2 separate regions of the Homo sapiens genome follow, and region 1 is linked to region 2. A link is a loop called in an ENCODE intact Hi-C map of the cell type or tissue named here. Cell type or tissue: heart right ventricle. All regions are shown on one strand. Each heading gives the region's core, and the rest is flanking DNA. Links, peaks and the distances in the headings are about the cores only. Region 1 has its middle 38 kb from the start of LINC01163. Region 2 has its middle 240 kb from the start of LINC01163.

Evidence for each region. A loop is a pair of places that touch in the nucleus more often than their neighbours do. Peaks named below come from ENCODE experiments on the same cell type or tissue, not always from the same donor. Only the 100,000 strongest peaks of a DNase experiment are listed, where the experiment ranks them.
Region 1: a loop joins it to region 2, with 2.9 times the contacts of the local background. A loop is called at or near these places in 16 of 110 quality-filtered maps.

What each region holds. Positions count from the first base shown.
Region 1 is chr10:128,322,902-128,325,816 of GRCh38, reverse strand. No RefSeq gene overlaps it. Among named protein-coding and RNA genes, the nearest start is that of LINC01163, 38 kb to the right of the region's middle. In heart right ventricle, for the core only: a CTCF peak has its summit at 1,555 (motif pointing left); a DNase peak (open chromatin) is centred at 1,556; H3K27me3 peaks cover 842 bases.
Region 2 is chr10:128,529,039-128,531,953 of GRCh38, reverse strand. No RefSeq gene overlaps it. Among named protein-coding and RNA genes, the nearest start is that of LINC01163, 240 kb to the right of the region's middle. In heart right ventricle, for the core only: a CTCF peak has its summit at 1,439 (motif pointing right); no DNase peak of the experiment used is centred there; H3K27me3 peaks cover 827 bases.

The DNA.
Region 1 (2,915 bases), core at 306-2,805, 210 kb after region 2:
CAAATGCCTTCGGGGGTCAGGCATGTTGCACATTCTGAACTTTAATAGCATAATGGAGTAATTGCAGCTGGGAAAAGAACTCAGACCCAGCAGGAAGGGCGAGCGCACTGAGGCTGGGAAACGCAGGCGGCAGGGAGGGGGCAGGGAGTGACAACGCATGTCCCCTGCTTTGCAGAAATGCCCAAACCACTATTTACTTTAACGCTGTAAATAAGCAATTTAAATATTATCCTAGTTCCATGATAAGTAACATGGTAACATGATACCCTGCGGTTATAACAAATTATTTATGAGGTTTTTTAAAATTCTAAGGCAGCATCTTTGTAACCGGCAGATTCACATTGGGTCAGATCATTAAAAATATGGGTGTGGATTGGCCCCGCCGCGCGAGGGAACATTGATCTCTGAAACACGACTGACAACCACATTCTCTTTGTCAGCTTTTTCTACAGGAGCGGAAAGGTCTTTAAAAGTGGTCACCCCACAAAAACGCCACACACACCAAAAACCCACCCTGTATGCTTCCAGCCCCTCTTCACATGTTTAGCAGAAGGAGAGATAAAGAACCCAAAACACCTGGGCTGGTTGACCGAGAAGCCCCTTCAGCTGTAAGCCCTGGTGTGTGCACATTCAAAATCATGCTGGTGTTTGTTTCCAGGGCCCCTGCAAGGCAGGTTGGGGAGCATCGAGTTTAGTAAAGACCATGATCAACTTTCTCAGGACCCAACATCATGAAGGGCATTAACCTTTATCGATGGTGCGTAAAAGATAGTGGGGGCTGAGCTGGCCATTATTAATGAAGATGAGCCTTCTTATGAATATATTAATTAAATTTTTATTTCTTAATAAGATCCTTACATATCTAGCTTAGGAGCCCTTTCTTTAGCTCAATGTAAGATACCACTGAACTTACCAAGAAACAGAAGCAGGGACTCCCGACCTCAGAGGTTCGGACAAAGTCAGAGAATATTGTGGGCCAGCACGTCTGTGATTAGGAAGCAAGCATGAGAGACAAGCAGGGCTATGGATGCTCACAAGGGGAGTCCTGGGTGCTGAGATGATCAGGGAGGACAAGCGGTGAGCACGTGGGCAAAGCAGAACAGGCTTAGGAGCAGGCAGAGGCTGGGAAAGCCTCCAAGTGCTAGCACAGAACAAGCTGAGGTGTGGGGCCAGGAGCACTTGAGGAGGGCATTAGATAGTACGTAGAGGGTGTTCCCAAACATACCAACAAAGATCACACACCCACAGAGCAGGACGGATCAAATATGGAAAGAAAAACCCATGACTGAGCTCTTTAGTATGTGTGTTTTTCTTTATTTGTAAGCTTTCTATAATGCACATATATTACTCTTAGAATGAGAAATATAAGTTTATGCAAAAAACAACGCAAACTGTGAATGCGCACATTCAGCTGCATAGAAGAACAAGTGTGAGGTCAAGAGGCGGCTGCGGCCAGAGGTCGGAGGCCTGGAGAGTCAGAAGTCAGAGGGAGGAGTCATAGCACAGCCACAGGCTTTCCCAGAGGCAGGCTCAGCATTGCATGGGTCAGGGAGCCCCCACGTGGCAAGGCTCTGAGTCTTGTCCTATTGTAGATCCAGCTTATTCCAAAGCTGCTACCCCGTGGCTGCCGCTGAGTGACATGGGCTCTGTCTACCCTGCTGCAGAGAGCAGGGACACAAATGACCATTGAAAAGGATGAAGTTGGTGGCATGTGCGGTGATTCTAATCAACATGTGGCAAGCGGAAGTCAGGTTCAGGTTTGTGGTCTATGCGGAGCATCTCCACATGCCTAGTGCTGAGCTGGGCATGGGAGCTCATGGGGTGGGGAGTGGGGGCTGCAGGAGTGCGAGGCCAGATCTCTGCCCTCAGGTGCCTGAACTGTCTGGGGAAATTTGCATTCTCCACGCTCCTTCTGGTGCAATGAGCCAGGTAAACCCCCTTGTTGGTCCAAATCTATGATACAAAGCCCCACTGGGCAACTAGATTCTCATCTGCTAGAGCTCAAAATGACCCAGGGCTCTGTGGGTCCCTGAGCTCCTAGGTGACCACAGTCCTCATGAGTGCTCCTGTGTGCAGAGATACATCATCTCAGACCTAGTGCAGGGGGGCTCTCAGTCCACAGAGAACCCAGCATCAGAGTCTGCAATAGACTTACAGTTTGTGATCACACACCAGATGTCACAAGGCTAATTAGAGGAAATAATCTATCCAAAAGCAGTCCTTGCAAACCAGGAGATGCTTGGTCATGCAACAATGAAGAGAGCTGCTCTGGGTCTTGCAGAGGGGCGGGCTCCTGATCCCAGTTCAGCGAGATGAATGCCAGTTAGGCTGAGCCAGACTGCCTGGGCTCCTCTCTCCAGCTGCAAGTCACACATCCCTGCCCATGCTGGCCTGGAAAGACAGGGTAGATGTTGAAGGCCACTGAAGAGGCCCCTCGCCCTCCTTAGGATTCTGTCTTCCCTCTCTTCAATATATTCTGCAGCCTGGGACATCACTCATTTGACTAGTGGCAACCATCAAGGTACAGGCTTGGTCTTATCAGAAGTGGCACTTAGGTAAATGAACACCCAGTGGAAGAGGATACAAAGGCCACAGCAAGACCTGATGGAAGAGAACCAGAGACTCCTGTGCCGAATTCCCAAGCTGAGTCAGGGAAGCACCCTCCTGGACATGTGAAGATGAGTCACAGGACATCCACAGGACAGGCTGCAGTGGTGCCTCCCCTCACCTGGGCCAAGACCAGCCAAAGTTCAGTTCAAGGGTGATTGTTGGAGATGCCCAAAACAGGTGAGGAGGACACTGCAAGAGTGAGTCCCTTGTTGTGCACCTGATAACTGAAGAATGTCCCTTCTCAACCAGAAAGAAATGGATCAAATAATATAGGAGCCAGGAATTCCCAGCCACAAACCCACACT
Region 2 (2,915 bases), core at 191-2,690:
ATGGGTGGAAGATGTGCAATTGGTTCATTTAGGAATTTAGGAAGCCTTAATGTTTATCATAGATTAATACACAGATCATGTGTGTGTGTGTGTGTTTGTGTGTGTGGTGTGTAGACTATGTTTACTCTCTTTAGTAATCAGCTGAAACTGCTATGAAAAAAATTTCCTCCCACAGCTATGTTTCGGCAGTGAACATTCTTAGTCCTGAATCTCACCCCCTCCACATTGTTTCCAAAGTATATTCCTCCATCTAGCATGAAGAGTATAGTTTCAAGAACCCCTCTTCAAACATGAGACTCAGGGGAGGCAGGGTTTGAGCTAAGGTCTTCTCTGAGCTGTCATTAGGACTGCGATAATGGTATATAGTGAAGAGAAAAATAACAAAATGAGTGCTGGCTATTTCCTTCATTAGGCAGACCAAATATTTATGTATATATTGTAGGATAGATCCACTGTGTTTCAGCTCAGAAATTGCTACTGGGCTGCCAGCTGATTTAAAAAAGGAGTATCACAGCTCTGTAGTAAGAATAAAACATTAGCAAGGTCTATCATGTGCAGGGAACATTGTCTGCTTGGTGGAGCTCAACTCTATCCTGAGAGCAAGATGAGATGTGCTGGGACACGAGGGCCAGGAGGAGGCTGTCCAAGGGATGTCAATCAAAACTGAAGTCCATTTAAATATTGCCAGAGAAAGAGACACTTGGCAATTCAGGATGAATAATCCTGACTCAGTTGTTGGCCAAATTGGGATGCCATATTCTTTGATCAGAGGCATGATGGGCCTGGCAATTCATCACACTCTTGGAAAAACTCCTGAATGACAACAGCAGGTGGTGATGAAGGGTGCCAAAGGATGGGGTTTGGGAAGCTTCGTGGGGTTCACCTCTGGAGAACTCCCCACTCTGGGGAGGGGTCCAAAGACTGAACCTAAAGCCTGATTCCTTCTTGTGGGGGCCACTAAGTCAAGCTTGCCAAAGTCTGTCTTTGCATGGAGGAGGCAAGAATTGATTTCTACCCAAATGACCTCTAAGTTTAACCTGGAATAAGGACATCTTTGTAGGCTCAGAATTCAATCTGCTGTTGTAGCCTCAGAGTTAAAGAACTGTCTGCTACAGAAGCCAGAGCCTGAAACTGAGAAGGGTTCAAATTCTTGTTGAGTGATACCACGTATTTGGCAGACTTGGGTGACCTCTAAGTTCATTCTTTTAAAAAGCCATTCTCCTATCATATTTGATTTTTTAAAACTAGTAGTGTAAATTTGATAGTTTGTACTAGATAGTCTAAATTTGATGGTTTGGTCATCAGAAAGCGTGATGACTCATTTCTCTAGGTGCCTCTTAGCAGTTAAAATCCAAAATGCTACTAGGAGTAAGAAAAAACAAAAAACATTTCAGACCTTTCATAATCCTTAACTAGGCACTTCCACTAATGAACAGCAGATGGGGCTACAAAAATCACCAGATTAAAAACATGGGGTGGAAAAGAACCTTTTAACATAAAAACCAGTTCATTCGGAACCATTTCAAAACATAAACAGGGCTCTTGTTTGTGGTTTAAGATGTTGGTGTGTCTGTTTCCCGCCAGAGCTTTTGCATCATATTCCTGACGTGCTCATGAGTCCAAACTGACTTAATTTCTTAACACGGCAGATTTTTAAATAGTTTTCATCCTGCGTTCCTCTAATAATGTTACAATACAATTTCCTAAAAGACAAAATAATTATCTATGGTTAATTTAATCACAGAGACCCCACCCACCAATGTCTCAGAATCAGGATAAAACATGCTATGTATAGCCCTGTTACTATGTTCATGCACGTCTCATGCACACACACAGGTATTCGTGCACTCAAATTCTTTAAGTAATTATTTTTCGTTAGATTTAATAGCCTGCACCAACCACAGTCAGGAGAAATTCATGTATCAAGCTGCAGGCTTGCTTGTACGCTGCAAGCGTACAAACTTGTGTGAAAATGAGGCACAAATACAAGGGACAGAGCACGTCGGTCAAGAAGTGTCGAGTTGAAAAAGTGCACAAATCAAACCAGGAAATCAATTTCTCCCACTAGACTTTCAAGTCAAGAAAACAGTCCCTGTGATTTCCTTGAGAAAATAGGAGTGAGCCAGCCCAGAGTGGCCACTGCACTGGGCAAGCGCCTTCCGAGGCTCACCTGCTTCCAAGGCGTTTTCTTAGCCGCCAGCGAGGTCCATCTGGGGAGAGAGCTGAGCAAGTGGCAGATGGACAGATGCCACTTCTGGACAAATCCAGTCCACAAATGTATCAGTAACTTGAAAGCCACCAGATCTGGCTGTGCATTTGGGTCCACTGTTAACCAGATAAAGAAGGAGAAAGCTCCTGCCTCTGGCGAGGAGATGGGCTGCCCAAGGAGAGCTGTGATTTTCTGCCTGTGATATAGACTGGAGCAATTAACAAGTATAAATTGTTTCAAAATAAGCTTAAATCTGCATTTTATGTGTGCAGGTTTCCAGCTGTAATGGGATTATGATGTCAGCAAAGGGAGAGAAGTCCGCAGCTGCGGAGGGCCATGAGGGTAGCAGGCAGCTGTTAAAATAGAGAACTAATGGCGATTAATTCTTATTATGTGTTTGAAGATTTCACAAGGAGTTCAAGACCCAACGCTTCCCACGAGGCATGAAGGAGGCAAGTGCCTGGACTGTCACATTCCCCAACCCAGCCTTTTTGTCATTCAGGTTTCAATTGGATTCAGCGTTTTTACCAGCCCAGACACTCTGAGTATCTGCTGGGTCACACTTACGGAAAATAGCCAAGAGTGATGGCTTGCACTGGTGCCCAGCATCATCACGACCAGATGTTCATTGGCTTCCCCCTCCAGGAAACTTTGCTCTCAGGCCAGGGCAGGTGGCACACATTTCCAGGGACTTGGTGTCCCCAGG